Linked DNA regions of Mus musculus: regions 2, 3, 4, 5 and 6 are each linked to region 1. Evidence: chromatin loops called from intact Hi-C (ENCODE). Cell type or tissue: heart. All regions are shown on one strand. Links, peaks and the distances in the headings refer to the core of each region. The heading gives the core; the rest is flanking DNA.

Evidence for each region. A loop is a pair of places that touch in the nucleus more often than their neighbours do. Peaks named below come from ENCODE experiments on the same cell type or tissue, not always from the same donor. Only the 100,000 strongest peaks of a DNase experiment are listed, where the experiment ranks them.
Region 2: a loop joins it to region 1, with 2.1 times the contacts of the local background. A loop is called at or near these places in 2 of 42 quality-filtered maps.
Region 3: it touches region 1 in a loop (2.2-fold over the local background); 3 of 42 quality-filtered maps call a loop at or near these places.
Region 4: it touches region 1 in a loop (2.8-fold over the local background); 9 of 42 quality-filtered maps call a loop at or near these places.
Region 5: a loop joins it to region 1, with 3 times the contacts of the local background. A loop is called at or near these places in 4 of 42 quality-filtered maps.
Region 6: a loop joins it to region 1, with 6 times the contacts of the local background. A loop is called at or near these places in 19 of 42 quality-filtered maps.

What each region holds. Positions count from the first base shown.
Region 1 is chr1:187,971,637-187,976,958 of GRCm38, reverse strand. It overlaps a transcript of Esrrg not described here. Among named protein-coding and RNA genes, the nearest start is that of Esrrg, 24 kb to the left of the region's middle. In heart, for the core only: CTCF peaks have their summits at 755 and 2,314 (motif pointing right); no DNase peak of the experiment used is centred there; H3K27ac peaks cover 1,831 bases.
Region 2 is chr1:187,908,183-187,913,504 of GRCm38, reverse strand. It overlaps a transcript of Esrrg not described here. Among named protein-coding and RNA genes, the nearest start is that of Esrrg, 87 kb to the left of the region's middle. RefSeq lists an enhancer at 4,449-5,322. In heart, for the core only: no CTCF peak of the experiment used is centred there; a DNase peak (open chromatin) is centred at 2,584; H3K27ac peaks cover 2,469 bases.
Region 3 is chr1:187,916,611-187,921,932 of GRCm38, reverse strand. It overlaps a transcript of Esrrg not described here. Among named protein-coding and RNA genes, the nearest start is that of Esrrg, 79 kb to the left of the region's middle. In heart, for the core only: no CTCF peak of the experiment used is centred there; a DNase peak (open chromatin) is centred at 2,852; H3K27ac peaks cover 266 bases.
Region 4 is chr1:187,134,495-187,139,816 of GRCm38, reverse strand. The region is part of intron 6 of Spata17 (spermatogenesis associated 17); the gene reads left to right. Among named protein-coding and RNA genes, the nearest start is that of 1700007P06Rik, 12 kb to the right of the region's middle. In heart, for the core only: a CTCF peak has its summit at 2,146 (motif pointing left); no DNase peak of the experiment used is centred there.
Region 5 is chr1:187,606,407-187,611,728 of GRCm38, reverse strand. All of the region lies in intron 1 of Gm36388 (a long non-coding RNA gene), which reads left to right. It also overlaps a transcript of Esrrg not described here. Among named protein-coding and RNA genes, the nearest start is that of Gm46176, 41 kb to the right of the region's middle. In heart, for the core only: a CTCF peak has its summit at 2,525; DNase peaks (open chromatin) are centred at 2,548 and 3,918; H3K4me3 peaks cover 3,891 bases; H3K27ac peaks cover 3,742 bases; H3K27me3 peaks cover 1,271 bases.
Region 6 is chr1:187,449,821-187,455,142 of GRCm38, reverse strand. The region is part of intron 1 of Gm37896 (a long non-coding RNA gene); the gene reads right to left. Among named protein-coding and RNA genes, the nearest start is that of Gm37896, 4.6 kb to the right of the region's middle. In heart, for the core only: a CTCF peak has its summit at 2,756; no DNase peak of the experiment used is centred there.

The DNA.
Region 1 (5,322 bases), core at 524-4,523:
CAGTGATAGAGCAGTGGTCTAGAATCCAGTAAGTAAGTACTAAGAGCTATAGAATGGATGGGAGGGAGGGAGGGAGGGAGGGAGGGAGGGAGGGAGGGAGGGAGAGAGAGAGAGAGAGAGAGAGAGAGAGAGAGAGGAGAGAAGCAAATGAAAGCCAAAGCCATGATAAGCAATGAGTTCTCAACTCACTGTAAATATACCCTTGCTAATGCCTACTACACTCAATGGCTTATTTAAAAATTAAAAAAAAAATGCCCAGTTCCTCTAATCTGACCTATATCTTTTTATCCGGTTAGAAGAATAAAGGGCTTTCTTTAATCTTTTGACTGACACAAGACGGTCAGTCAAATGTTAACACCGATGCAGAGGCAAATACCAGACCATGAGTCTGACTATTAACAGAACTGTGAGTCCGTGTTTGCCACTTCCTGCTTCCGGTTTCCTCTGCAGCTCACCCTGACTAAACGCACAGGGGCCCCAGGCTCTCCTCTAGTGTTCAGATGCTTAGGGTACGCCAGGTAAATTCGGGCATTTTCTGTCTGTTCCCACCTCCCTGCTCCTTACGAGGCATCTATACTGTCTCACTGGTTCTGAAGTGAGATGATTTGGGAGGGCATCAAAGAATCAGTTGCATTTTGTGAACTTTTTCTCAGGGGCTCAGCTTTTGAGACCTGGAATGTGGCAAGGAACCCATGACAGGGAGGAATGGGCTTCGTGGAGAAACAGTCACAGGGCACATGCGCATGGCCTGCTGGGTGCACCACCTGTCCTTGCAGACAGGGGCAGAGCAGGCCAGCAGCCAGTCCAGTTTCATTGGCTGCTATGTGCCAGCAATCTTCAGCACCTGCTGACGTCAAATCAGTCATCCACCCCTTTAGTTTCTAACCGTACATGAGCTTTACTCCCATCCATTCTGTCTCGGGGTTGGGGCCAGACTACAGATGCCCCCGCAGCAGTCCGTTTGCAGAGGGCCTGCAGAGCTAGGGTACCTAAGCATCTTTTTTGTATTGTTCCACCATCACTTAGGCATCAATTAGCTGGCCTCCACGGCGCACCGCTGCTCAGGGCCGGGTGCCATCCTGTGCGCTGGGCAACCAGACAGGATGGTCACTATCCTCTACTGTTTGTCCTGTCTCTCAGGTTCCCTGAGACCACACTGAAGCACCTGTTATAGCTGTTTCTGCTAAGCCAGGCTGCATTTGTCTGGCTGGATTTGGACTTCCTGGATCTGTGACTGAATACAAAGTGATTAGAGTCCAGTGTTTGGCAACAAGCACCAAGGGAGCGTGCTGTGTGGGTCTCCAGAGCACAATGTGTTCTTCAGAGCTCCACGTGGGGAGCGCCCTGCTAGCGTCCCTGTGCTGAGGAGATCAAAATGGACGCCTTTGTCATCAGCTGCCCACCAGCAGCTGTTTAATGTAATTCCAAATGATCCGCCTGAATGACGTTGTCCTGCCTTCAGTAATCTTTAATTTTGTAAAACACATAGCCGAGGAGTACCAGTTTCTATGTTCCTGGAGCTTTTAAAATACGTTTCTGATCCTTGTGTTTGCTGTGGGGACAGCAGAGTAAAAAGTAAAAAATCAACACTGAGAAATGTCAATTAGAGAAAGGGGGAAACAAGAAATCGTTGCCCACATTACACTAGGTCCAAGCATGGGGTGTCAGCTGAGAGTTATGAAACCAAGAAACAGTGAAGAAAGTGGATGGACTGGAGGTCCCTCTGCCAGGACTAAATTGAAAGGTGTCTCTTGTAGTGAGTGGCAGGTCACACCTGAAATCCCAGTGTTTCTGGAGTTGAGACAGGAGGATAGCCACAAGATCATCTGCTTCAGCTCGAGCTAAAATAGGAAACCTGCTTTATAAGATAAATAAAGGCAAAATAAAGGTAGGCCATATTTCTTCTGAAGAATAGTTCTTACGATAATAAATGTAAGCGTGGCTGGGTGGGGGGTTAGTAATTTTGTTCTTCCATTTGCTCAATGATAGTGAAGTGCAGAGCAGAGAGCACTCTAGCCTTTCTCTGCCCTCCTCTCCTTCTCCTACCCCTGTATTCCTAGCTTCCTTCTCTACCCATCTCCTACTCTCTTCCTCTTTCCTTTCATTCTTTTCCTTCTCTTCCCTCACTTGCCCCTCTTTGTCCTTCCTTCCTTCCTTCCTTCCTTCCTTCCTTCCTTCCTTCCTTCCTTCCTTCCCTCCCTCCCTCTTTCCTTCCAGTGCAGTCCTGATTCGCAGTGGTGGTCTGTTTACATAGCAAAGGCTGCCAAAGCTCCTGTTCTGGGGTTTGCATTTCTTCCTTGAACAACAGAGGGCAGTGGCGCTTCTAAGCTGGCCGCCATTGCCTGGGAGAGCGCAGACTGCTTGCTTTCTGCTCGTGGTAAGCCTCCCAGCTAGGCCATTTCTCCACTATTTGCGGCTGACTCCCTCGCACTCCTCAGAGGGCTGCCTCGGTTCTTTCTCTGCCTATATTCCACCCCTAGTTTTCAAAGCACTGCTTTATAAAGTTCTGTGGTTCATCAAGGGCTCGTGAGATTTTTTAACCATCAGACTGAGATTTTGATTACAGATGCTCAATGCACATCTACTTCCTAACACCACTTAGATACAGTTCATCCCAAGATCCTCTACTACCAACACCTAGACCTAAAAAATAAAGTTCCTTAGCTATGTATGACCCTCTATGAAAAATCCATGACTTAACTGTGAACTTTTTTTAGTGGCAATTTAGCAAATGTCACACATGAGGAAGTCCACAGGCAATATGCCACTACTTGTAAAACACACTGGGATCTCTTCCTTTATGATAGAGCTTCCCCCGACCCCTACACCCTTAACCCAAAGCCATACAATTTCAAAGATTTCACTTGAATCAAATGAGAGACACCATTCCTTTCCCTGATGCAAGGAAGAAAAGCACACAAGTGAAATGTGAGGCAAAGTGATGGCTGTCTGTTTAACCATTTTCTCACGGCTAAAGCTTAAAAGCTAAGACAACCGAATCAGGAAACTATTGTTTTCTGAGTGGTTCATCAACCCACACAGATCCATCTAGCACTGCAAGAGGCTTTCACGGACTTCTCTTCTAAAATGTTCGCCCATCCCTCTCAGTGCTTTTTGAAGGCAGATTTATTTCTTAGCCTGAAGTTAGTGATCTCAGCGTTCCAGATCGCAAAGGCACCCAACACGAAAGAGTGGATGGATGGGTTATTCTTAGTCTCCTTATGTCAGGAGGAGAAAGGGGGCAGTGTGTGTGTGTGTGTGTGTGTGTGTGCGTGTGTGTGTGTGTGTGTGTAGCAAGCCATGTTCTCTGGAAATTGTGAGTTCAGATGGGACTAATTTAGCAAGGTGGTTGTGTTAGAAAAAAGACCAGAGAACAAAACTAGTAGAGTTCACATCCCTAGTGAAAGATACTACCAGGCAGCATCTTAGGTGTGAGGATGTCAACACAGTTCTCATTCTTCCAACTTGTAACAACCTTTGATGGGAGGCTGAGGGGATGGCTCAGTGGATAAAGCACTTGCTGTGTAAGCATCAAGACCAGAGTTCTGGTCCCCAGAATACACGAAGGAGGTAGGTATGTAAGTCACCTGTGGTCCCAGCAGAGACAGCACATCCTGGAGCAAACTGACTAGCTAGGTTAGCTGAAACTGGCCATCTCCAGGTACACCGAGAGACTCTGTTTCAAAAGATTAAATGAAGAGCTATCGAAGAAGACAGTGTAGTCAAGTTTGGTGCTACGCATAGACACAGGTGTGTATGTACACATGTGGGTCCAGAGGCTTACCACATCACAAACTCACATCACACACCCATACACATACAGGAAGAAAAAAATCAATTAAAAAAAATTAGGAGGAACAACAAACAAACAAACAAACAAACAAACCCAAAAGCCCTCCTTTTACTATGGAAGTAGAGAAATGTTCTCATCAGTTCACTGCAGCTCTTTCCCTGCACTTTCTCTCTCTTCCTCACTCTCCAACCATCCTTCCCCATCATCACTCCAAGCTAGGAGCCATGCATGGACTGCCCTGCATCTTTCTTCTGAGTTTATAAATAAGGCCCAGAACGGGCTCTACTAACCCACTTGGGTTTTGCAGCGGCTCCTTATTTCTGGGAAAAGAGTATCAGGTTGAATTTTTCTTCATTTTGAGATGGAGCTGTATCTATGCTGTGGCTGAGCTTGCTGGCAGCCAAGTGTACTTCCGATTAGAAAGCTTCATAAATTACAAACCACCAGAGTACGAGTCATTATGTAGAATGGGCCTGGCCATCTGGTCAACCACTTTGACATGCTAAAGGCCATCATCTTGGCCCCATGGTTTGGTTACTTCAAGAGGACTTCAGCCACAGGAAAGAAAATAGATGCTTTTACTTTAAGTTTACTTGGCTTTTAGACTTATTTTATTCTTCTATTTGGGGGCTGAAGATTGAACCCAGGTCCTCCTGCCCACTCAGAAAGCACTTTGCCCACTGAGCTACCAGCTAACATCCTTACAACCTCACATGGTCTTTCAACCCCGGGTTATTCAGGTACTTCAAAAGGTGGCTGTTGTTCCCATTTAGCAGATGAACAACTGAGAACTCCAAGAATCAAGGGCTTGATGTGCACATGGCTTTCAAACACAAAGACATTTGTGAAACACGGATTGCTTCTTGATTTAGTAAGCAGAATCAGCATCCTCCTTTCCCTGCTTCCTCTCTGCACCAAGAAGCTTCACATATTTCAAGTTTCTGAAAAGTTCCACAGTGGTAACAAGGGTGCTGTGCAAAGGGGGTTGAAGGAGGGGATAGGTCTCTGATAGAAAGAATGACAGGTAGCAACTGAACACAGTTCAGCCCAACTGCTATAGGAGACTGGAGGTGGGAGTTCCTCTTCTGAAAATCAACAAAAGGAATCAATTCTTACATTTTATCTTGCTTCATTTGCTTATTATTTATGTGTGAGGGGCTGGGACACAAGCACTGTGGTGAGCTTGTGGAGCTTGGAGGACAGTCTGTGGGAGTCAGCTCTCTGGTTCCACCACGTAAATCCAAAGACTGTACTCATGTCCCCAGGCTCGGTAGCAAGCACCTTTACTTACGGAGTCACCCGAGAAACCTGGGAACAATTCATGACCTCTCTATGTGTTTGTTTCCTGAAGCAGAGAAGCTCGATCTGCCTCAGGAACACATGTGTCTGTCTGAAGCATATTGCTAGGGGGCTGCTTTTCTCTGGCATTCTTCCTCACAGGGCTGGGGTAGAACCTGAGGTCTCACGCATCTCAGACAACTGCTCTTCACTGAGCAATGTCCCTAGCCCACTATTTCCCTCAATGGAAA
Region 2 (5,322 bases), core at 672-4,671, 64 kb after region 1:
CACCAGGCAGAGGGAAAAGAACACGCTAGAATAAATTGTGCATTATTTCTGGCATTAGTTAAAGGAACTGAGCATTATAAGAAAAAAAATACAGTACCATTGATTTTTACAGGTGTTTAATACAGATAAGCTGAAAAAAGGGTTTCCATTTTAAGCCCAGCGATGGCTAAAGATGCATTCAAATATGTTCAAAAGCAATCTAAAGTCTTCTAAAATGGTGTTTAAGCTATTCAGGCAAAAATGTAAATAGTTTTTGTCGTAGTACTGGGGAATATAGAACAAAAGCAGGGCCCAGGGTGCTGGCTCTGGCACAGGGCAGGCCACTGTCAAGAAGGGGGTCATTAAAACAGAGGCTCTACTGTTTATCTGCCGCCTGATCACAGGCTACTTAGTAGAAACATTACTACACTGTCCTTAGGAAGGTAGACAGAGTAATTACCCTACGTTGCTCTCAAGAGGAGAAACAAACACCCACCCACCCCACCCCCCAAAAACCAATCCGGCTAAGGAGTCAAGTATATGCTTAAGAAAGGTATTAGACAAGGAACTGAAATCCAGTATTTTAACCTTGTCTGCCTCCAGCTTATTTCTTTAACATAAGAAAGATTAAAAAAATACTAAATTAACATATTTAAGTGTTTTCTAAAGGTCCAGGGGGTCCTGAAACGTTATGGGACACTGGGATGGATCTCTGTGGAAAAGCATATATTAGGTGCATGCTGAGCTCCATGTCCAAAGCGGGAGTCAAAGGCGTCACTAAGGTGATTTCTACATAGTGGCAGAACAGAGCTTTTCTCCTGTCTCAGTAGGGGTGCAGGGCATCTCCTGGAAGTGTTTGTGGTACCACTGTTCTGACAGTGGTCAAGAGAGCAGGGCGCAACAACCACAGAGGCGCAACATCCACAGATGCGAAGAAGGATCGACAGTTCCTGTTTTTTCCTCCTTCTTTATTACAGGCAATTGCCATACACAATGGAACTTTTCTCCCTTAAAAATGTATAGCTGTCCCCTGAGAGGCACTGCCAGAGCCTGACCAATACAGATGTGAATGCACCCAGCCAACCATCAGACTGAGCACTGGCACCCCAATGGAGGAGTTAGGGGAAGGACTGAAGGGGCTGAAGAGGTTTGCAACCCCATAGGAAGAACAACAATATCAACCAACCAGACCCCCCAGAGCTCCCAGGGACTAAACCACCAACCAGAGAGTATACATGGAACGATCCATGGCTCCAGTTGCATACGTAGCAGAGGATGGCCTTATCTGGCATCAATGGGAAGGGACAGCTTGTTGCTGAACATAAGGGAGCACTAGGGCACTGAGAAAGGAGTGGGTGGGTGGGTGGGTGGGTGGGTGTGTGAACACTCTCATAGAAGCAGGGGGAGGGAGAGGGGATAGGGGCTTTGTAGAGGGGAAACTGGGAATGGGGATAACATTTGATATGTAAATAAATAAAATAAACAATTTTTTTAAAAAAGAAAAAAAAATGAACGGTGATAACTCTAGCGCAAACATAATCACCAAACCACACAGCACACAGGTCTCATTCGTTGTGGATGGAACCTACAGTTTCCTACATGTGGAGCAAGTATTCCACCACTGAGCTCCAGCCCCAGCCCTCCTCTTCTTCTTTTATTAATCATTTTATTCATTTATATTTCAAATGATATCTCCCTTCCTAATTACCCCTCCACAAAGCCCCTATCACCTTCCCTCTCCCTTCCTGCCTCTATGAGGGTGCTCCTCCACCCACTCACCCATTCCTACCTTACCTCTCTAGCATCCCCTCACACTGGGGCATCAAGCTTCCAGAGGACCAAGGACCCCACCTCTCATTGATGTCATATATGGCCGTCCTCTGCTATATATGTATCTATCCCTCCGTGTATACTCTTTGGTTGGGGGTTTAGTCTTTGGAAGCTCTGGGTGGTCTGGTTAGTTGATATTGTTCTTCCCATCGGGTTTCAATGTCCTTCAGCTCCTTCAGCTCTTCCCCTAGCTCTTCTATTGGGGTCCTGATGGTTGGCTGTGAGTATCTGCATCTGTATTAGTCATGTGCTGGTAGAACCTCTCAGGGAACAGCCATATCAGGCTCCTGTCAGCAAGCGCTTCTTGGTAAAGCTCTCCCACCAGCTCTCCTCCGTGACCTTGACGGGACATCATCAACTCTTTCCAATATCTCAGGGGACCTCATTCCTACTGATGTCACAGCTCGTGTCCTTACACAAACAAACAAGAGGGATCACAATTACCCCAAGCCTCCCTAGTCCAGACTGACCAGCATAAAGTTAGTGCCCGTTTTCTACGCTGAACAGCTTCAAGGGAAGGGCTGACTACATAAAAATAGAAAGAACTCTACAGGCAAGAACATCACCTTTATAATAAACACCAGGACAATTACAGAACATCGTGTTAACTAAGACAAAATAGAGCACCCAGCTGAATGGCTCACCACAGAGATGCACAAGCTGGCAGAGTGACCAGATCTCAGCTGGAGGGGTTTATGGACGGCGCCTAGTCACTAAAGGATCCCGTGAGCGGTGGTAGCTGACTCATGCACTGGAGATGCTGGGAGAGAAACCCCATGACTCACATAGCTTTGCCTGTTAAGCACATGACTCAGTCAGACAAGAGCCGGAACAGGAGATCAGCGGCCATGCCAAGCCTGTTGAGTGACACTTGTGGACACACCAAGGCTCAGCTGTGGGTGTCTCAGAATTTTCATACATAGGAGGTCTTCTAATGCCTTGTGTTATCAAGAACAGTAAATTACTAATAATTTAGGATTTTAGATACGTTTGTAATTGCAGGCCAGGGATCCGAGTCACCTCAGGATAGGTGAAAATATGTATTACATAATTGTAATGAATATTGATTTTTATTCTGACATAGACGAGGATGTGAGATCACAGGCTATAAACTTTGAAGCCTGGAAATTGAGGCTTCACTTCTTACCTGACTCAGCAGCATTTGCTCAGTCATTTGACTGCCCCAACCTTTAGGTAGCTCATCTGTGAGAAAAGAAAAGAAAGAGCAAAACCTGCCTGTCTTCAGCTTGCTAGAGACGTGAGATGCTCAGGCAGGTAGAGTTGAATGACAGTGTCCACCTGTGCTTCCGAACTACAAGGACACCTGTGGCACATTCTTTAGTTTTAGATGTAATGTGTGCTGTATAGAGGAGAAATTATTTAGTAAATTCATGTTATCTTCTTTGTGTGTTATGTGGTATGTTTTGTGTGTGTGTGTGTGTGTGTGTGTGTGTGTGTGTGTGAAATGTGTATGCATGTTCACATGAGTGAGGTACATGTGTGTGGCCATGTATGATGATGTAGAGGTCAGAGACTGATATGAGGTACCATCCTCAGTCATTCTCCATTTTCAACTAGAGCTCAGCTTGTACTCAGCTGCCTTATGGAGCAGCTTAGCCTGGGGATGCCCTAGCTCTACCCCCACACACTAGGATTATGGGAGCCCTCCATTTCCAAGGAGCACGTATGTGGGTTCTTAGCTCCTTCCACTGGGACAGCAAGCACTGCACTGCTAATTCAGCTCCCCGGCTTTCACGCTCACATTCTTGGGAAAGTACTCCGATTGCCCCTGTGAGTTTCAGGAATAGGTCTCCCTTGCATTAACTGGTGTTTATTAATGTGTTATGAACCTCTGCCGTGGCATCTGATTCACAATAAAGAGATTACGCATACTAATTTGTCATTTATTTTCCGATGCGTGCTTCCCTGCCTGCAGCGCCACTAATGTCTCAGGAGCACCTCAACCCAATTACTTCCCATTTTGCATTACCACCTAAATGTGCTAATGTGCCCAAAGGCTTCGTGAGTGTGCGCACGTGCGCGCGCACACACACACAAACACACACACACTCAGATCCTGACATAACTATGACAACATTGCTGTCAACTTCTGAGAAGTAATGCTCCCGCCCCCTGGACCACTGAACCATATCTAACAACCAACCAACTTAACAGGCTGAGCCCTGGACAAGAACAGCCAACTTGTGTTTATTTAGTATTTTTTTGGGGGGGGGTTGAATGGAAATTCCATCTGCAGAATAAAGTTCAGAATATAGAAGAAGTTGAAATACATAATGCCTACAAGCATAAACTGTTTTGTTTGTTTATTGAGAGAATTGTGTGTATGTAAATCATTTGATAACTGGCAAATCCAACTCTTTTTCCCAGTTGATAACTAGTCATTTAGACTAGTTAATACCCGGGTATTAACTTGCAAATGTATTTATGAGTGTTGATCTCACACATGATACACAACCCAGACATAGCCCATACCATTTGATGCTGCCTGATACACAGAGTTTTAACCTTTCTATGTTTTGCCACTTACTTCAGTCTTTCACTTAGAAGATGTGTTTTTCTCTAGAATTATTTCCAGCTTCTAGAATTATTCTAGAAGCTTCTATGTCTTTGCAGAAGACTGTAGAGGGCTTTCACCACTGTGAACAGTAAAATACATAAATAAATAAATAAATAAATAAATCCTGCCATATTTCGGCTCAGGCTCAAAGTTCATTTAAATGTCTACATCAAGTATAATCGTATCTTTTTTTATTACATATTTTCTTTATTTACATTTCAAATGCTATCCCGAAAGTTCCCTATACCCTCTCCCCCACCCCCCGCCCTGCTCCCCTTAAACATTCCAAAATCACCAAGCACACAAAACACAGATTTTGAAAAGTCCAATAGCGTTCTTAGTGCAGCGATCATGAGAGATGGTTCTCTGTTTCATTTATCATCAGCACAATGAGCGTGAGATGTATCAGGTCAGGTTGATCTGGGTGAGGCTGTGCCTTCCCACTGTTAGCCTAGAATAGGAATGTGAAGGGCCTGCAGGCAGAGCACCTTAGGTTAGTAGTGTAAAAGCATGAAGCTGGGGAAGACGAATTCTATTCTTGGCTAAGTGGTCTTGCGCTGAGCTGGTGACCTACTCCCCCAGTCTCTTCTCTTATAAAGTCAAAAGTGCTGCACATACAGAGGCGGAGCATGCAGAGGTTGATCGCTATGCAGCAGGCAAGAGCTAAGAGCCTTACATGTTTAGTCTTTCAAAGAGCATTTTTTATTACTCTCCTGACTTTACAAATTGGGGAATAAGATACAGAGAAGTGAGGGTCTAGCCTGAGGTCACAGGAGCTGGTTGCCTAGCCTGAGCTTTAAGCCAGTCCAGCCTTCTGTCTATCTAGCACATGGGCTTCAGAGCTTGGTATTTTGGAGTAGGGCCTTGAGAAAGAGGAGACACTACATTCCTAACCACCCAAAGAATTTCAGAAGATTAGCTCTCTTGGGGTCTGT
Region 3 (5,322 bases), core at 545-4,544, 55 kb after region 1:
GTATTATCAGTCTTGATGATCACTCCTGTGTATCCTTCAACAAGCTCTGCTACAGGGCATGCTCAGTAGTGACCTATACATGGGTGAGTCTGTATTTTTGGGCTTGCCTTTGTCTGGGATGTGAAGGTCCAGATTCTATGAGATCAGCCTGAGGGTTTGCACTTTTAAAGGAATGAGTGGCAAACTGGAGTCAGGTGTGCTGGTTCCATCGTACAATCCTAGCCCCTGAGTGCCTGAGACAAGAGGACTACCATTGATTCAAGGCCAATCTAGTGAAATCTAGGCCAGCGTGGCCTCCAGTGACAGAAGCCGATGAAGTAAACAAGCCAACAATGGTCCACAGCCCTGGAGTGTGAAGGATTGTGGGTCAGCATCATCTTCAAGGACTGTGGATCCCTCGGGGTCCTTTGCTGATGGCCTTGGGTAAGGACATGGGATGAACATGGGGGAAGCCAAAGGCCAGCCCTCTCAGAGCTGTGTCTTCAACTTAGGAATATGGCGAGATTCTCTGATTCTTATAAGAAATTATACAGAAGAACTGAATTTATTATTTTTTTAAAAGCTATTCATTCTTCAGGTCCCACATTGACACCTGATATCTTCTACAAACTTTCTATTCATAGTTTTCGAAATAAAGGCTTCCATGAGTGTCTGTGTACAAGTTCATCTCTACTCCAAAACCAATCTCTGGCTCTCAGTGAAATCCACTTTCCCCATTTAGAAGTAAAAACAGCCATGGTCACAACTAAACATCAGCCTGATAGCAAGAACCAGTTGGAATTTGAATATTTACTAAAACCATATCAATTTTTGTTAAAAATTTTTTTAACCTGCTTGTCCATTGCCCCTCTGATGTTTTGCTGGAGGGAGGGCTGCAGAGTTGCCTGGGCTTCAGTCCACCCTCTCATCCTTTAGTGGCAGCTTTGCTCACACAGGTCTGTATGTGGGACCACCATGTGATTAATAGCCTGCCAACTGTGCCCATTTAAACACCTTCCCTACATTATGTCTTCCTATGTTTATTTGTTCCTGATTTTTCTCTGATCCTTATTGTTCTCCTCAGCAGAAATTACCTGCTGTTAGGCTCTGCTTCCTAGTCCCAAGCCTGGTGACTCTATCCCACTGTGTCTTGTTTGGAGAATCTGTGGTTAAATGGAAAGTGGGGAAAAGCCAGTCGGAATTAAGTAAATAAATGGCCAGAAGGATTGGGCACAGGTTAAGAATCCTTCGGTAGTTCTTTCTTCTACCTAACTTCCCATTCTATAGCCACACTTGAGAGAGAGAGAGAGAGAGAGAGAGAGAGAGAGAGAGAGAGAGAGAGAAGCAATACAAAAAGAAATCAGCACCCACACACTGGTATGCCAGCTGTTACACCAAGCAACTGGTCCATTTTCTTGTTCTGCTGAACAATGGATCTGTATTCAAATACTGACAATTATTTTGTCAGTTCTTCGACAATTTAATTCATTAATTAATTTACCTAGTCCCTTTTCTCGGTGTGGCTAGCCATGTCTTGTCAATATCTCGTTAAGGTGGAGCATGGGACAGCCTAAGGACCCTAGGCTGGCTGCCAAGCTTGCAAGAGGCTGGTGCTCAGCTAATGAGAATGGTTTTCTCTGCCTACAGTGGAGCTTGACTTTACTAGAGGCAGGAGCCACAGAAGGATGCTAACAATGAAGCTTTCAACTTGTACTGAAGAGAAGGGGGCTCACCCTGTGCCTACATTTTAAGGGGTTTTGGTCTTGGCACATCACACCCTTGTCATTTGCCTTCTGAACAAACCCTGAGATTTCCTAGGAACATTAGCATCTTGGTACACTGAAATCACAAACCCTTGTACCTTTAAAGGGGCTATGGAAGATTTAATCACTTGGAGAAACAACCATTTCATTGCTAGGTGATATAGCACGCACGCGCGCGCGCGCGCGCGCGCGCACACACACACACACACACACACACACTCAAAATGACCAAACCAAATCTGCTGCATGCATTTGTACTTGCAAAGGGTCCTTTCCTTTGAAGGGGTGATAAAAGAGGGATAGACACACCGTGCTTTGGTGTGGATGTCTGTATCCCACCCTTTCCCCCATCCCTACCTTCATGTGCAAAGCCAGCCACTCTCTCCTCATCTCATATCCATTTCCTAAGCCAGGTTCCCAACTCTCCTCTCCAAGTCCAGCAAGCATTTGCACACAGCAAAGCACTATACTCACAATTTGAGGGTGTGTAATGCCGTTGTGTATCTAATGGGAAAACTGTTGCTTTCCTTCCTGTTCAAGGCGGCAGTGGCCTCTCAGTGCAGCTGGGGAAACTGGAGAGGAGGAAGTCCTTCCATACCATGCACTGCGTGGGGAGCTCCATTCCCCAGGAACCAGGGTGCTCCCAGACAGCACCGATGGGTGTTTGACACGTGTCTCTGATATCAAAGTCAAACCAAGAGCCATCAAGAGGGCAGATCATCTAAATTCACTGGTGGCAGGAAGCTGTGTTGCCGGACATGTAGAGTCATATCCCACTTAACAGGGAAGATGCTACAGACATGGATTGGAACATACCCACCAGACCCTGGTTCACCTAGTCCAGCAGTTAGCGAAGGTTCCGAGCCCTGGATAACTAGACCACATATGAGCTCTGCAGCCGGAGCGTCTTTTCTTTTGCTGCCTTTTAAAATAAGTGCTGGATGTTTCTTGCTTGGACAAGACCTCTGTTCCATTGCATCAGACACCCAGTAACAGGATAGCTTTAACCACTGTGAGAATCAGAAGCCCAGGCGGGTCACAAGTGAAATGCTCTTGGCTGCCAATTGAGATTGACATGTGCTGTTGTCAGGAACATCACACTGTCCAATTTGGCCAAATTGGCAGGCTCAAGAATAATCCAAGGTACAGTCTGTCAAATGGAGAGCTAAGCAATGAGCCCTTGGGAATGACAGGCAGCTCCATCCCTGTGGGTTAAAACACCTTTGTAATTGGAAATGTTTAAAAGGAGTTTTAGTTCGAGGTATTTGGTTTTGTTTGGACTCCGTTTGTCTTGTGGTAGACCTGTTTTTAAAGCACTTATGTCCAGAATACTACAAAGAGCTCTGCATGGGGCATTTTTAGCAGGAATCCAAGAGTATATAGGGTGGGAAGGAAAGGTGTCAGGAGGTTTCTAGAACTTGCTTGGAAGATCCTAACCTGTAATAGCTAGGCAATAGCTTCTCTTTGAGGCCATCCTTCTGTCCGTCTGCGGGTCTGAGGAGCCTAGATGCTCTAATTGAAAGCCTGTGTACTCAGCAGAACACATCACTCTACTGTTAACCCCAGCTTCCTGCAAGGCTGCCTCCTAACAGCTCTGTCCTCTGCCTGTAGGATGTGCAGGCAAGTGGAACCATCACAGGCACGGAGTGTGAAAGGCCGCAGCCTTTGTCTTCTCCAAGTTCTGTCTGTTTCAGAGGCTAACACGCAGCAATTAGTCTAATTAATGTGAAACAATGAGCTGTGTTACCACTTATCAAATTGATTGTTCCCCTATCAAAACAAAACAGGCTGGCTTTTTGATGTAATTTCAAGAGATGATTTGAAATGTCATGTTACTGCAAGCCAATTACGGTATGACTGGAGTCACGGTCAACAGAATACATAATTAGCATGAGTTTGGGAAGGCTGCTTAGCCCTGGTATGTTAATTAAGCCTCTTTTGTCATAAAACAAAAAAGGTTGCATGGGAGGGTTTGAAATAGGTGAGTTTTTTTTTTTTTTTAATTTACTTTTCTTTGTGCTTATCAACTGGAGGCATGACTGTGCAGAAGAACAGACCGTTTTTAATTCCACTACTACAAATTAATACACAGTAACAAGGTCACCGGTGATGCCCAGGCTGTGGACCATCCACCTCATTCTAGTCCCGCCCCCTGTGTGGTATTGCTCCGGAAGTGAAATGGAGCTGGAGGGATCGAGAGTGTAAGAGACATCAAGATCCTTGAGCTAACCTCTAATCCTCTTCCGGGGGACTCAGGGATTGCACAGCACTCTGTTGGCAGGGGAATTGCATCCAGGTATCATCTTTCTGTTGTTGTCTTAAGAATTGGGGAGAATAAACCTATCATGAGATGATGACTCAGTCTTTACCTCCCTGAGGTACTGAGGGGATGCGTGCCAGCTAACCTGTGGGCTTGGACAGAAAGCTGATCTGTAAAGCCAGGGCTCTGTGGGGAACTCTGTCACTTCGTCTTGGTCTCAACACAGGGTAGGTTCCCTATACTTGATGAAGGAGTGAGTTCCATAGATTTCTTGAACTGCAATGCCTGCTGGGAGATCTCAAGTCAGTAACAGACCAGTAAGAGTCAAGTTCGTAGCCGCCTCGAGCTTTAGATTCTGCTTCATGTTTCAGTATAGTAGGGACTGGCCTGGAGGTTTCTAGCATTTTCTCTGGAGGCTTCCAGTATTTTCTCTGGACCCTTCTAGCTTTCTGGACAATCCTTACTTTTCATTGTCGGTATAAAGGCACATAGGAGGCTCTTTCAAGCTTCCCACCCTTTCTGTGAGAAATGCATGGATATTTTGCCTAGGAATTGTTTTCTGGAGGTTGGCTATGCTTTGGTGTTACACTTATATTGGCGTAGTCCCCAGTAGTCAAAAAGGGGCTTGCGATATGCCTCAGCCAGGACAGTGCTTGCTGCACAAACCCAACAACATGAGTTCAATTCCTGAGACCTACATGGAGGCGGGAAAAGAAAACTGACTCCACAAAAATTGTGCTCTGACTCACACTTCCATATCACAATGCACAAAAAATATGTAGTTTAAAGAGACAGAAAAGTGTTACATGCTGTTGGAAGATCATCAAGTTTAGTCCGGACTTTCTGACCAGTTTTGTTTCTATTTGTCAACATAGTGTTTGTTTGTTTGTCTTAATCTCTGTTCCCAATGTGTATTAATAAAACATTAATGAGTAAGATAACATTGGATGTGTTGTTTTGTTTTGCTTTAATTTGGGGGAATTTTATTTGTTTGTTTGTTTGTTTTCCACAAACAATGGATGTCTAGCTTTGGTCTCAAAGGGAAAGGAGGATTGAAGCAGCGCTCACTACACTAGGTAAGGAAAGATGGTTCCTAGCACCTGCTTTAACTTTCCAGCAGCATCTTTCTGTCCCTTTAGCCAATTAAAAGTCATCATGACCCCTGACTGCAGCGCTCCAAGGAGGGGGAGGGGAAAGAAAACCACAGTGAGTCTGAGCACCCAAGAAGCATGTATGGGGTGGTTAGGTGGCTCAGGAGATCAAGGCGCTTACTGGCAAGACTGACCACTCAGCTTCAATCTCTGGTACCCATGTGGTAGA
Region 4 (5,322 bases), core at 635-4,634, 840 kb after region 1:
TTTTAAATGTGTGAATTGGCTGGTGAGATGGCTTAGTAGATAAAGGCAGTTGCCACCAAGTCTAATACCCTTGGTTCAAGCCCCAAGAGCCTGATGGTGGCAGGAGGGAGCTGGCTCCTTTCTTTTATTTGTTTTAGTTATTAATTGAGGAGTAGAGAGAGCTCTTTACACTGTGGCCTCCATGCTGCTGACTTCACTGTACCCGGTGCCATTGGTGTTGGGACATTGCAGGTGAGGCTGTGTTGTCAGACCTCCTCCCTTGGAGAAGATTATAAAGATGTCAGAGATTCTATCATCCTGGTAATTTGGATTATGAAATGATGGTGATCTTACAATGTAACTATAGGTAACTAAGGAGATAAAAGGATAACCTTTGAACTTATGGAGGACCGCCCCCCCCCCAAGGGCAAACATCTTGGTGATAAAATAGAAGAGTGATACCACCTTATTGTCCAATCTGTTCATTGGTCCATGGTCTCGGATGCTGCCAAAGGATGGCAAATGCAAGCCTTGCTACACAGCCAGTAGATCCGGACTGCTTCCTTTGCTTCAGTGTTTGTCTCATGATCCACTCGAGGTAGAGCTTTCCTACACTGACTGTAGCCCCCAGCCTGTCCTCTGACTGGCATGTCTCTGAATGCCTACCCTCCATGGGTCCTGTGCTGGGAATTTAGTGCGTGTGTGGTTATGCTAGCAGATCCTTAGCCATAAGGAACATTCAACCTCATTTAAGTCGGCTGTCACACAAAGTTTTTAATGGGAGAAAATTGCTATCTATAAGCAGTCTCACTAAGATTAACAACCATTTTCAGTTTTGATTTTGCTGATACAAAAATTTTTTAAAATACTTTCCCTATATAAGAAACAGAAATATACACTCTATGTGAGCATTGTTTCTCATTTGCCTTAATGACTTGGCTATTGGGTGGAAATTGAACTTTGGATTTAAAAATATTCTTAGTTGTCAATGTTAACTCCCCCAGACCGCTGGTGTCTAGGATAGGAGGTTTCACTTCCAAAGACTCACAGTCTAATTGTCAGTAGCAAGGGAAAGTTCTTTTTTTTTTTTTTTTGTGAGAAGTTTATTTGTACACAAACAGTTTTGTTGAACTTTGTAAAAAGAATGTCATCTGTAGCATCTTTAGAAGACAACATAGTTTATTGGGAGTTTCAACAATTTAGTAATGGCATTATTAATTTGCACTGTACAATAGTAATGTGTTGACATTATATTCCTATAGTTTTAATGTTGCCTAATATTGTTAGTAGATAGAAAACATTAGGCAAACAATGCTTTGAAAACACTGCTGAATTTGGCAGAGCAAAATTGTGTTTATTAATTTCTACATTTAATAATTAATTCATTAATGCTATTTAATGAATTAATAACCCTAGACTGGTTATGCTGATGTATTGATACTTACAGGCATAATTTAAGCTTATTTTTAAGCCTATTTCAGTATGACTCTGATGTATTTTTTAAAAATAGTTTCAGGAGCTATTCATAGTTTTATTGTTATCTCATCTTTATTCAAGCAAATATGTTTGTGCTAATAGGAGTTACATGAGTAAATAACTAATATTGCAATGGGTGAATTAACACACCCCTCAGGGCTTTATTAATTAAAAAGTTCAAGTCATAGTAAAGTGCCTCTTTTATATGTTTATTTCAATCAGAAAGCCGAACATGGCAACTTATTTGCATAAATAATCAATCACCATTTACTAGTAGTAATAAGGTTAATTTGTTGCTGCAGACATAACAGGATTAGTCAATTATATTTCCTAGAAAATACTATTTGTTATGCCCCGCCACCTGAAAAGCAGGATTGTGTTCAACGTCCTTACTAAATGAACACATCAAAAAATTCCTTGTCCCTGTAAAATTTTTTTGAAAGGAAAGCTAATTTTAGTTGATTTGAATAAAGTAAAATGCAAGCAATGCCTCCATTTGTAAATTTATCTTTCTGCGAAGATTGATTATTTAATAAAGTTATTTATTTTGATTCAGTAACCAGTCAAACCAAATCTAACACATACAGGGCATATTTCCTTTGAAGAAAATCTCATTTACAGATTTGTTTTATTCCAAAGAACCCGACTTTCATTCCTTTGCCCTTGTTCTCAGTAATAAATTATGCTGTCTGCTCCACCTACTGGTGGCTGTACGCAAAGGCCTGTTATTGAATTCACTAAAGGAAAGCATTGCTTCCTGAGGCTCAGCCCAGTCACAAGGTGCCTGTAACACTCCAGATCCAAATGGCAGTGGCCGGTGCTTTGGAGATGAGCATCCTGTACAGAACTGTCCTTAGTAGTAATTGACCGACGGTGACTTACCTCATTTCCTGTTAATACGATCATAGGAAAGAACATAGAAACACAATATGGAGCAATCAATATAGCTGCATATTTTATTTTCTGTCATTTGCTAGTTAACGCATATGCAAATGGAAATTAAAAGTATTATAGAAATAATTTTCATGTCATCATTTACATAATATTTTTATGTTTTCCTTATCCTAGTAATTTTCACATGGGTACAAAACTAATTCTTATCAGTTTTGTGATTTTTAAAAATGCCCTTTGCTGTGATCATTATCAACAAACTATAATTTGATATACTTAAATCTTTTAAAAAAATAAAATGTGTACAGTAATCTTCTTTTCAAAACCATATCAAATTGAATTTATATAAGGAAGGAATACATTTTAATTAAAATTTAAACTTGACCTAGTTATAATAAACTGATAGGCTGTTAAATGGGAAACATGTTTAGAAGACCAAGATTATAAGATTAAAATGCTTTATTAGAAATATTTAATTTTTCTGAATTGTGTACTATCTTCTATTCTGTCCTCCTAAGACAGCAAGCTGAGAGGTGGTCTGCTTATGTACATTAAGGACTTAGTATGTGACATGTGGCTTGCACTTCCATCTGGAAATAGAGCCATGGAAAATGGCAGTCCCTCTGTGTACATGTGCCACTGTTTGCATGTGTAATAGTGTGGGTGCACCTGGGTCAGGTGTCTCGTGAATTTGGAAATACTGTGTTTGGACAGGCTTTGCTGTGGACAAGGTTCTTAGGCTAGAATACCCAGCCATTACGGGGAAGCTCAGGAGCAATGGTGTTGACACACGGCCATCAGTGGCTGCAGCACATGTTATGCCCATTGACCTTAGCAGCCACTTCGTTCACTCAGGGACAGTCTGGCTCCTTGTGGTTACTTGGCTGTACCCTTTCTTGGCTGCATGCATTTTGTCATGTGCCTTTGACTTTCTCCATCAGGCAGTTCTCCACTGCCTTCCACCTCAGCATTCCGTGTGTCAAGACAGCTTTCGCATGCCCATCTCCCTCATTCAAAGCAATGACAGTGTTCTCTAGAATTACTGTTAGTTAAGTCAAGCTCATTATACCAATGAGTTTACTACAGTCAGAGAAATCTTTCAAAAACAATAATATTTCATTTCCACTTGACATTTGTCAAGTTTGAAAGGTTCCATGTTCTCCATTTGATAGAATCCTTTGTACCCACAGATTAGCACAGCTCTCAGCCCTAAACAGAGAGATTTCTTTACATGGTTGATGACAGTGCAGGAACACACCAATGATGAGCATGTAGAGACTGAGTGTCTGCAGAGTGCTCAGCTTAAATGGGAGCCCTGCATCACACTCCCTTCCCACAAGGCTCAGGGGACACAGAGAGAGCCCGAGGTCAGGGAGGGCTGCAGTGAGCGGTGTCTTCTGCACATGAAGGACAGCTGCGCTCCCCACAGCAGCTGTGGTCGCCTGCATCAGACCTGCTTAAGGCAAGCCAGTCAACATTCTAATATAGAGGGGAGAGACACTCACAGACACCCCACTCCTAGCTGAGGCGCTTTGCGTAACAGATGGCTTCTGGGGAGGGACAGCCATAATTAAGAGTATGGCCTCTAGTTGGTCAGCCATGCTTCAGTTGGTAGCCCCACAATCATGAGTGTGCACAGATTGATCCCGATGGTTATGCAAAGAAATTTTTAAAAACAAGAGGACAAAAGAAGAGAAAGATGGGAACGGGGTTGGGGTGGGTCTAAAAGGATTTATGGAGAACTTGAAGGTATATATGATCAAGATATTTTATATGCAATTATGAAATTTTCAAAAATCTAAAACAAATATGTTTAAAACAACCCTTCCTTTTCAGCATAAACATTGACAACCCTCCGCTATTGCTTCCGCCCTGCTTCTCAGTCTTTCCTTCCTTTGCTCTTCAGTGTGGTCATCCCACCGCAGCCTGACATTATGCTCAAGAAAAGCTCACCAACAGGATTTTCTAACATATGGATGAAGCTGATTCCTTCTTACAGCTAGTTACAGTCTGGACGTTCAGAGTCCTGCTCTCATGCCAAAGGGCAGTTCCAACAACTTCCCACAATTCCAACAACTTCCCACAATTCCTACAACTTTTCACCACACTGACCTTTCCCTTTCCCTTCCTTTAAAGATGTTCTCGCCTTCCTATTAAACTGCGTTGTCAATGAAATCTATTAACTGTTCAGCTGTCCTTATTAGTGTAGACTGGAGAACACTGAGAGATTGTTAATAGTTCATAAGAGGAAAGGGGGAGAAATATCTGCCCAGGAGCCAAAGAAGCCCAGAGTTTGACGCAGTGGGAAACTTAGGGCAGATGGGAAGCAGTCTTGGTGTGTTAACACACTCAAGGAGTCCATGTACTATCTGGACAATAGAGTAGTTATTTATAGCTCTAAAGTGAAAGGAGTCAGACACAGGAGAAACCTGCCAGTCATTTTGGAGGGCTCACCACTACTTAATTTCCACTACTAGCCCCATTACACCCTGCACCTCCTATGTTTGCTTTCTTACTCACATATTCCCTGCTTCCGATTCTAAATTCTTTTGTGCTCTGTCATTTTGTTATGGCAAATTTCTACAGGAGCTTAAGAGGGCTTGGTAGTAAGATAATTGATAGTTAGTTTTGGGTAGTAGCTTTTGGAGGGTTATGGGGGACAGGATCTCACTGTATACACAGCCTAGGCTGTTCTGCAATTCAGTATGTGTCCCAGCTTGATCTTGAAACCACAGAAATTCTTCTGTCTTAGCCTCCTTAAGGGCTGGAATTACAGAAATGAACCCTCACGCTAGGAATGGGAGGTAGTGCTTCACATTTCGTGTGAAGAAGTGCATACTGAACTTAGCTAACAAACGGCACGGTGTGGGATTGGTAAAGTTAGCTTTCCAGATCCTTCTTCCAAAGTTACAAATTTAAGCGTGAGTGCTTGTTCATGGTTGTACGTAGTTTATATAAACTCAGTAGGGCTCGGTA
Region 5 (5,322 bases), core at 893-4,892, 370 kb after region 1:
CTCCAGGCACATCTGTTAGGGGTTAAGTTGTAAGTTGCAAAAGCAACTAGTTCATAAAAGGACACTCCTTTCTGCCGCTGTCTGGAGTTCCTTGAAAATGGGCCATATTGGAGAAGAACACTTCTTCCTCACTCATTATTGATTTGGAAGCAAACAGGTCTCCCTGCCCACTACCTTTCTTACCCTGACTGGTCCTCCTCTGGTCTTATCTGCTTAGTGGAAATGCCACGAATATTTCGCACTCTGAAGGAGAACTTCTTCACTAAAGACCTGTGGGGAAGGCCCAGGAGGTTGGAAGTCATCTCAGGACAAGTGCAGAAGACAGACCTGAACCTGCACCAGGGAGCACAGGAGCCAGGGATTCCAGCAACAGCACAATGGCATGAAGTTATGCCAAAGCAAAGCTTCGTAAGGTCATATCCAAATGCCTGGAGGAGCTTGCGGATCACAAAGTTGATACAAGCCAAATGCTTTGGGGAGGTCCAGGAGCCTGGTGGGCTGGATTCAAGCTCAAGAACCAGGAGGGGTGCTTGGCTTTCTCCATCTCTAACTGGTGTCTTCTAAGCAAGGGACAGATAGGAAAGGTTCATGTCCTGGGGGTAAGGAAAGACTTGATTTATTGGTGGCCACTGCCCTCTCTAAGGTTTCTGTTCCTTTCAAAGTCCATGCAGAAGGAAAGCAACCAGCAAAGGGCCATTCTGTTTTACAGAGGCCTGACTATTTTCATTGTGCCTGACTCCTCTTTGTCCTTCCCTTCTTTTTCTCCTCCCTCCCTCCCTTCCTCTCTCCCTCCCTCCCTCCCTCCCTCTCTCCTTCCCTTTAGGCACAGGGCAAGTCACTCTGACAATTCAGATGAGGCATCTTGGGAGGGATAGGAGAGAGGTAGGTGGAAGAGAGATTAAGACAGGGCTTCTACTCGCAGATTTGTACAGTAAGTGTCAATGCTACCAGTTTCCTAACCATAGTTCCAAGATCTGCATGGGGATAGTGGCAGAAACTGGCTTTTGCTTTTGGCAGAGGAACTGCCAACTGTCTCAAGCCGGCTGGGGTGAAAATCTGGGCAGATCAGAACTAGGTGTGGGCACCCACTATCCAGCCTGAACCAGACAGGTCCTGCAGTGCGCAGACTGGAGGGAGGCGGGCAGGAGGCTGGCAACACCCAACATGCCATCCCTTTGTTCTGTGGGCAGTGGGGAAATTCTGAAGTGCAGAGAAGGCCCACTCATAGGGCACCACCAAAAGTCTGAGCTTAGCCTTCGTCCTTCCCTAGTCTATTGCCAAAGCAGCCTTGGCAACCTTGAGCGGGACGAGTTCCAGGAAGGATCCTAAAAGTAAGATCCAGTATATCTAGGGGAAATTGACGAATTGCTTGGAGGTGCTTGCCACGGGGGGGGGGGGGGGGGGGGGCACTAGGCAAGGACATGCAGCAGGGCAGGGGCGCAGATCCCAGATTGTACATTTCCTGGCTCCTAACTCCCCGCGCTCTCGTTTTCCTCCAAACTGATAAGAGACCAGTATTCTGCTGTCACAACCTTCCCTGCATCGCTCTCCATCTAGACCGTGACTCTGCCAAGATTGCAAAGGACACTTTGACACACCAGGAAGGAGCCACAAGCGGGCCACAGCGCGCCTGCGGGAAAGAGTGTCTGACCGAGGCTGAGAGCATACAACCACCCAGAGCCCGCCAGTCCACGTCCACGCATGCCTGAGAACTCGTCTCGCCCCGGGGTCGGGAAAGCTTTCCAGACTCACTACCTCCAGACTCTTGATTTTTAACACCATAGAAACCTAGTCTGAGGCTCTGACGCTTAGGGGAAAAAGGACAAGGTCAAGGTCTCCCCATAGCCACCATCTGTCCCGCCTTAAGCAAGATCTACCTGCATCCATTCGTTGGAAAATGGATGATAGAGTCCAGTGGGCCTGGCTGGAGCTGGGGGACCTTACCCTGACTCTTTCTGACCAGTCCCGGACCACAGCTTTCCTTTCTTTCCTCTCTCTTCTGCTCAGTGGTGATTCGAGGGGCTATGATTAAGACCAACCAGTGATCGCACGGCGGCCGGCGGCCGAGTGGCTCCAGACCGTCAGGCTACGCGGGCGCCGCGGCCAAAGTGACTGAGGGCAAGGTCCTCAGATGGACGCACTTCGTCCCCTCCCCCCTGGAGGACACACTTGGCGGGATCCGGGCGCCCTCGGATCGGAATCTCCCCGACCGGCCCCGCACAGTCTCCCGCACGCACCGCGCACACACCCGCCTCCCGCCGAAAGGCCGTTCGCCTCTTTTCTCTCTAGAGTCTAGAAGCAAACTCGGCTTTAAGTTGACAGCAGGCTAGAGCGAGGAACTGGGGTGCGAGGGGGTGCGCACAGAAATGAAAAGGGTGTATGTGTGACAGCAAGAAAAGAGCAAGTTAGAGCGCCCGGCTGGAGGTCGGAAGGGACAAAAGCTGGGGACAACGCGACCGGCGAGGTCGCCGCGGCAAGCGACAGCGCCTCCCGCGCGTACCCGGAGGCTGGGCGCCAACTCACAAGGTCCCTCGTGCAGAGCCGCTCTCCGAGCTCTCGGGAGTGGGTGGCTTTGGGGGTCCCCGAGGATGTCCGCTTGGTCGCCGGCTGCAAGAGGGGAAAACCAACACAAAACAAGTCACCGGAGGCCAGCGAGACTGTCCGCCAGGCGCCGCGGGAACCTCTCGCACTCCGCACCAGGAATCGGGCACGGGGTTCGGGCTGCCGGGCGTAGACTATAAATAGCAAAGTTTTAGATTGAGTCAGCTAACAAATGAGAAGAGCGATTGTAAATGTGTGAAGGTCCCTCCCCCACCCCCACCCACACACCTTGGGGAAAAGACCCGACATTCCTCTTCAGGCTCCTGGCACCGGTTGCATTTTAATATCTCCAGAATTTCCAGTAGTTTTGTTGCTTCGCTTCATGCTTTCCCCTACTGCCCCCTCACCCGACTCGCTGCCAACTCACGAGCCAGGAAGGGCAAATCCTCCTAGTATTGAGAGAGGGAGAAGGCCCGGGGCGGGTTTCCCCCAGGACTGGGCGAGCCTTAGCCCTTAGGGAGACAGGAAAACTGCCAGGACTCGGGGTTCACTTGAGGTACCGGGACAGAAATTTGGGCAATCCCGCATCTGTGAAGGAATTGCAACAGGGTGAATTTAGAAGCCACCAGGGTAACCTGGAGGGCAGGGTTGTCCTTCCCGACCCAACAACGACCTCCAGTGAGAGCGACCTCTTTCGGTTAGTTTTCTTGAACTTTGAGCCCCGGGAAGGACCATGGAGAGCCAAGTTGGGGGGTGGGGGGTGGGGGGTGTCTTGCTTTACAGATGCAGGTTTTTCTAGCAGCCGGGCTACGGAATGGCACCAGCGGGTCCTCCTCGCTTAGCCCTCTCCAATCTAAACTGCCCCTGGAAGCAGATGCCTTTTCCCATGGGTTCACACCAGACATCAGGAACAGGGCCATTTGTCTAATTGACCGAGCTCATTGCACGCATTCACCTTTCTCGGGTCCTTTGGCCCGGCTGGGATATGGGCGGAGGTGAATGTCTTAGTTCGATATTCATTTTTATCTTGTTTCCTCAAAGATTAAATCATTGCAGACAGGAAACATTACACACTCCAAGCCCCCTAAGCTCACGAGGTTTCAGCTTTAAAGCATTGAGGGATGCTGCACAGAAGAAGGGATCCAGGGTCACAAGAAGTAGAAACGTAGGTTGCTGTGCGAATTGTGGCGGGAAGAAGAGGGTTGAAGGTAAACAGGGTCTGCCCTGCTCGCTTGGGAAGAGGCCTGCGGAATCGCGTTGCCCACTGAGCCCGAGGAGGCCTGTAGCTGCAAGAGTAGCTTGCAGTCACCGCACCCCCATAGCCCACCTCCCCTAACAACTTCCCGCCCTCCCTCTGCCAACGAAAAGGTCAAATGTCCTCGGTGCGGGTTGCGAGCTGGGAACCTCCGTGGGTAAATGTCACTGTCCTCAACTGCGCTTTCCAATAGCCCATCCTGTCAGTTGTCACCTCAGGATCCCTAAACGCATTTGCCCAAGAGTCCAACCTGGCTAGGACCCAACGGAAAAGGACAAAGGTCTAAGGAGTATTGGGCGTCCCACAGTGTCCACAGCCCACGAGTCCACTTAGGCCAGCGTGTGCGCGTCCTCTCCGCCAGCCTCTGCCAAGCCTGTGCTCCTGCCCTCCCACTCGAGCTTTGGACACAACCGCGCCGGCCGCCTCAACATCCTTCCTTGTCTGGGGGGTGGGGGTGGGGTAGAAGTCCTTCCCGGGCGCCATTTGGTCCCGGGCCCCTGCCTGGGCTCAGAAAGACATTGAAGGCGCCCCAAGACTGGGACAGAAGCCAGGAAACGCGGGATCCCCCGCCTGACTTGCGCACCCAATGATACGCACCTGTCCTGGCCTTCCCGCCGCGGTCACTGAACAGGTTGGGAGCTGGGCCTAGAGCTCACAGCCTCCAGCCGAGCCCGCCCTCACCCTCACTCTCGCCCTCACCCTCCTCCTCCCAACTCGCCTTGCCTTTCCTCTTTGGGAAGCCTTGCCACCAACAGGGCAGTCCCCCACCCCCACCCCCCGGGGCTGTTGCTGTGGGCTAAGGTTCTCAGGCTGCTGTGAGACTATCTCTAGGCTGTGCGACCCCTTGGTGAGTCCACACCAAGGGAGCATCTTTCACCGTCTTCTGCTCCCCGCCCCAACCCCATCAGGTCCGCAGGTGTCCTCCTGCATCCTGCCTTAATATCCCAGGCTTTGGAATTGAGGAGGTGGTGCAAGGAGAAAAGCTGGGAAGACTTGCAGGAAGAGTGTGGGTGTTCCAGACTGTTTTGAGTGTGTTCATTGTAGGAAAACGGGCCTTAGGGTGATGAACTTGATGGACGGACAGACAGCGTCCCCATGGCTGCCCCCATTGCCGGGTTCCCGCCTATTGTTTTATGCCCGGGGGGGGGAAAAGCTGCCTAGCGTGATAGATCTCTGTAGATCCCATCACTGGAAGAAAAATCCTGCTGATAACGATTATCTCCCGGTCGAGCTATCTTGCCATCACCCCAATTCATCTCCTTCTCGCTCCAGCCCCTCGGGGAGACAAGGAGGGTGAAGAGCTAGAGGGAGGATGGGCCAAGCTGCTGCCCTCGGATGGAGCAGAGAGGGAGAAGCGCCAGCCTTTCCGCTCCAGGCTTGGAAGAGGGGACTGGGAGGGTTTTTCTCCCTGCCAAGCCTCGCGCATCTCGGATGATTTTAGTCTGGTGCTTCGGTCTACCCATATACATTTCCAATCTCATGCCTCATAAACTATTAGCAAAATGGTTTCATTATTCACCTTCTGC
Region 6 (5,322 bases), core at 748-4,747, 520 kb after region 1:
TTTCATATTTGAAAATTGCCTTGAAGACAAAAATTTTTAAATGTCCACTCTTAAAATTCTCCACCATGGCTGCTTTGCGTATCATCCTGTTCTCATTAAATGTTTCCAAAACTGATCAGTAAAAATAAGCAACGCTGAGGGATGCCGGGAACCAGGGCTTATGGTTTTATCAAGGATGGTGGAACTCCCCAAATATACACATATTTGGACTGGGTGAGGAGCAAGACTTTTAAAGTAGGGCTGACCTGCACAATCAAGGTGGTTTTTGCCTTTTGAGTTCATCTAAAGGCTGACCTTAAATTTCCTGTTTCCTAACCGTATCTTCTCTGAAGAAGAGGTGCTAAAAAAAAAACTACTAGTTTCTCTACTTCGAACATCTATGTCCCAATAACGGTGATCTTCCTGGGTGAAGAGATGGCTCAGTGATTAAAAGCCCTGGTTGCACACTACTAAAAAGAACCCAGCCTAGATACCATACTGGCTCAGGACTGGCTGTAACTCCAGTCCCAGGGTATCTGACGCCCTCTTCTGGCCTCTGGCAATACTGTATGCATGTACCTCATACAAAGGCAAACATACAGGGAAAACACTAATGCACACATACACAATAACTTTAAAGAGAATAATAGCTTAGTCCTTGGGGAATTTGAATTGGAGTCCTAGTTGTATAGTTCTTACAAGAATTCTCATCGTGCATTAGACCTCTATTTAATGGGAGTTATTAAGAATACCATTTTCAGCTACTTCAACATTGTTATCTCTTGAGACAGAGTTAGGCTGCTCACTATGTAGCCAGGCATGGCTTCGAACTCATGATTCACCTGCCTTCATCTCCATGCTGGAATTACAGGTATATGCCACCATGCACAGTTTACGTCGTGCTAAGCATTAAACCAATTTAATTTTTTTTTGTTTGTTTGTTTTTTGTTTTCGAGACAGAGTTTCTCTGTGTAGCCCTGGCTGTCCTGGAAACTCATATTGAAGATCAGGCTGGCCTTGAACTCAGAAATCCGCCTGCCTCTGCCTCCTGAGTGTTGGGACTAAAGGCGTGCACCACCACACCTGGCTCAACCCAGGGCTTATTTCGTGCTAGGCAGGCACTCTACCAACTGAGCCTCATTCTCAGCTCCCCAGCTTTTATTTTGCATGAGTGTTTTCCTTCTCATATTGACAAAGTTTAAAAAGACTCCCCGGGCTTCCCACCCACACTCATGCTACCATGTATGTGGTGCTTAGCCTGAAGTGCATTCCATCACTTGATCTTCTTACAAATGTCTAATTAGAAGCATTAAGATGGTTTGGGAGGTGGTTTATTATATGAAAATGTGTCCTGCTTAGGCACGAGGACCCAAGTTTCAACACACCCAGACCTACCTGCACATTTCTATAACCCTAGCACCGGTCAGGGTGGAGACAGAAGACTAGACGGGACTTGCTGTCCAGCCATCTAGGCAGAGAATTCAGGCTCCAAGTTCAGTAAGAGACACTGTCTCAGAAGAATAAGGAGAAGAGTTATACAGCCAAGCATCGAATATTCTTCTCTGGCCTCTTCACCTAGACTTGTGCACATGTCACACATGCATAAATCATGCACAAGTGTCCCTCCACACAAATAAATTACTAACAAAATTAAATCATTTTTTAAAATTAAGAAAATGCATTTAATACATACTAATTTTTTCTGTGATGATATTATGTATAATTCCATATATATTATGAGATTCTTATAGAAAAGTGTCATATTATGTGAACAGATATCTAATTGAGACAATTTAAGGTAGAAAGAATCCATTTTGGCTCATGACATCAGAGGGTTCAGCTGGAGGTTACATCAGCCTGTGTACCTGGATAAAAGATACAGTGGCCGTAATGTATGACATCACAATTCAAACAAAGGGGTGCTCTGTGGGGGCTGCCTGACATCTAGAATTCGCATCTAGATTCACAGTCAGAATCTGCATCAGCAGACTCACATTGAAAATCCACTCCCAACCCCCACTCGACCTGAGATGCACTCTCAGGCCTGTTTTCCAGGATCACCCTGCTGCCTTCAAACCCAGTGCAGAGCGCCCACTGTAAATTATTCATTTTGAAGGTTGGATAATGCATTTGGTGCATCCAACATTCGTAATAAACAACCACACTTAGAGCACAGGTCTTCATGCCAGAAAACAGCCTCCTTCATCTTAATCTTCTCCTTCTCCGTTTGCACATCGTGTTCCTCGGGCACTTTCTCACACTTCCTTCCCTTGTTAAACCTAAGTGTATGGGTAGGGCAGAGCGGGCGATGCTCTTGCAGGCATGCCCGTCACTCTAATGATCCTTACCTCCTCTTGTGCCAATCGAATCTGGGAGATGAGAGGATTAGAAGGTCCCACACGCTGCAGCACAGCTTTGAAGGACAGTCCGCTATGCCGTTGTTCTTCTCCCACTCATAAACAAGTGTAGTACTCCTGTCATGGCAGGCACTGGGTTAGCCTGAGAGTGTTATCAGCGAAAATTTAAAGCTATCCCTCAGTGGGTCTTGCTGTGCTGTGGGGGAGATCGTGTGCAGAAATGACTTCACTCTGTGTGTTCCTTTCTATGGTGGACATGTGTCGGCTGTGTTTTAACCCAGAAGAAAACCCAAAATGGGTGACTATGACAATTAATATAGATTTGCAGCTCAACGGGATTTAAAATTACCTAGATTGCAATCCCCTGGGCATGTCTGTGAGGGAGCATGCAGATTGGATAGCTGAGGTAGGAAGCGCGCCCCCTGCCGTGTGGATGGTAACATTACATGTTTAGGTCCCTGATCAGAATAAGAAAGAGAAAGCAGGCTAACACAAACCTCTCTCTGCTTTTCAACTGCAGATGTACTGTGACCAGCAGCCTCACTCCTGGTCTCCATGCCTCCCCCAACCCGTGACAGACTGTCTTCTCAAACTATGATCCAGAATAAGCCCTCTCTCCCTTTAGTTGCTTCTGTCATGTAAACCCTCTGTGTTTTGGTTAATAAAGTTTGGTGTGTAATCAGCTGCATTCTCTGGAGTTGTGTGTCGATGCCACCTTATACGGAACTGCCTCTGGGGACACAGAAAAGAACGAAATAGAATTTCTAGAGCTGTCAGACCAAGGTAGTTTGCTGAGATGCCCAATGAAAGCTCAGGATTGCCCTTCCCTCCTCCACATTGAGTATTGTGATCTAAAGGAGAGGAAAGTTGGATAGCGTGATTAAGAGCATTCTTTGGGCAGCTCTAGTTCTTAAGACTCTATAAGATGCGTACTTCTGAAGGTTTTTTTTCTCCCCTCTCCAAGTCTTACAGATTGTAGCTATCATTCATGTGCCACCCTAAACTCTAGGGTTCACTGATTACAAAATACAGCATGGTAGCTGTTCTCATGGACTTCCCTGGGTGTGTAAGAAACAACTCAAAACCCACAAAACAGTTAACTGGTATTGCCAAAGGTAAAGGGTTCAAAAATGTCTCAAAAACTCATTAAAATGTCCCGTATAACATGAACTTAGCTGCAGCTTTTGTATATTTGAGGTGATTTACTTCTGAGGTGTTGAGTCAAGATCTTACTATGCAGTCTAGGCTGGCCTAGAAACTCACTATGTGGCACAGGCTAGCCTACAGCTCTCAACAATCCTCCTGCCTCAGCCTCCCCAGTGGTAGGAGTACAGGTATGAGCCACCCATCTGACCTAAGAAGACTGTTTATATACTAGACTAATAAGGCATGTCTCTTATTTTAGATTCTATTTGTGGGTGTTGGGGCACTATGTACATACACATGGAGAACAAATTGCCAGAGTCAGTTCCCTCCTTCTATATCTTGTGGGTCTGGGAAATGAATCTTAGCTCATCAGAGGGACCACTGAGTCACCTTCTCATCAGTATCCTTTTAACTGAGAACATGGTGGAAGGTACTGGAGTGTCAGCGGAGGCTAGGACACGCATGGGGTAGGAGAGAGCTCCGAGGAGTCTCTGAGCACCATCTGTCTGCTCCTCCGACAAGTTCAGAGCCTTTTGAGTGTTCAAGATACTACGGTGGAAGCAACCTCTACTCTGTAGCAATGTCAGATGCAATCAGAGCTGTGGTCCTGAGAGATAACTGACCTGACAGAAAGAACTCACTCCTCAGGCAGCAAGCGGACAGCTCAGAGGTAGCAAGGAGATCAGGGCTTCTCAGAGCAGGCAGCACAGCCCCGAGAGCTTCCTCCCAGCCAATGGGCTTTGGTGACAGAGCTCAGTAGGAGGAAGAGATGGATTTGAATCTGAGCAGCATTTAAATCTGAGCTTAGAGAAGCTAAGGACTCCATCTGCAGTCACAGGACACCTTGATAGGAACATCACAGTGTGAGGTGGACAGAGGACACAGTACCTAGAGGCCAGCCACTGCATATTTATAGTGATAATTCCCAAAGTTTTGACACTGCTGGGGGTCAAAGGAGAATAATCTCCAGGCGCTGTGGTGTGCATTTTCCTCAGACAGTTTTCTAGAAAAGCTGACAAAATTTTCTCACTGTGATCCCAACAATTGTCTGTATCTGTTATCTGACTACAAAACAACATTCAAACCCAGCATGGGAATACATACCATCATCCTGCCATTCGGGAGGGAGGATAAAGAAAAAAAAGCCTAGCCTGGCCTCCTACCGGGTGATACTTTGTCTCAAAAAAGAAAAACAAAACCAAACACTGGCAACAACAAAACACACTTGAAAGATTTACTCTGCACATTTACATGTGGCACATGCCTTTAATCTCACTGGAGAAGTTGGGGCAGGAAGATAGTGAATTCTAGGCTCGCCTGGGCTACATTGTGAGTCACTGTAACAAAACAAACAAAGGAACGAATGGATGAGTGAACAAAAGATTCTGTCTAAGTGACCCACTGAAGGTCAAGGTGCAATGGGGGCTGGGCTGGAAGTAGAATCAAGTATTTCTGTCTTGTTAGGTCTTTGCAGTGCTCCAGGCTACTTCTTATTTAAGCCTGTGTTCTCTAGAACTGCCAAGTACCTACAGAGAACTTCTCCTTGGGTGAGTGTGGCAGGCTAGAATGCAGGGGTGTGGGGGTGGGAATGTGATTGGTCAATTTGTGAACTGGACAGTTCAAAACAAGAGAGGGGAGGCCCGATAGAGGAGGATGAATATCCTCAAATTTCCTCTTCCTCTCCGTTCTCAGCAGGTCTTAGCAGCCCCCGTTTCAGGTCTGGTTTAGTGCCAGGTGCACATGTTAGAGGTCTTGCCGGGTTGCCTTTAGGGCAAAGAACATGAAATAGAGCCATGGTACCTGTTCTTAGGGTAACCCAGAGGGAGCTAAGGGTAGAGGG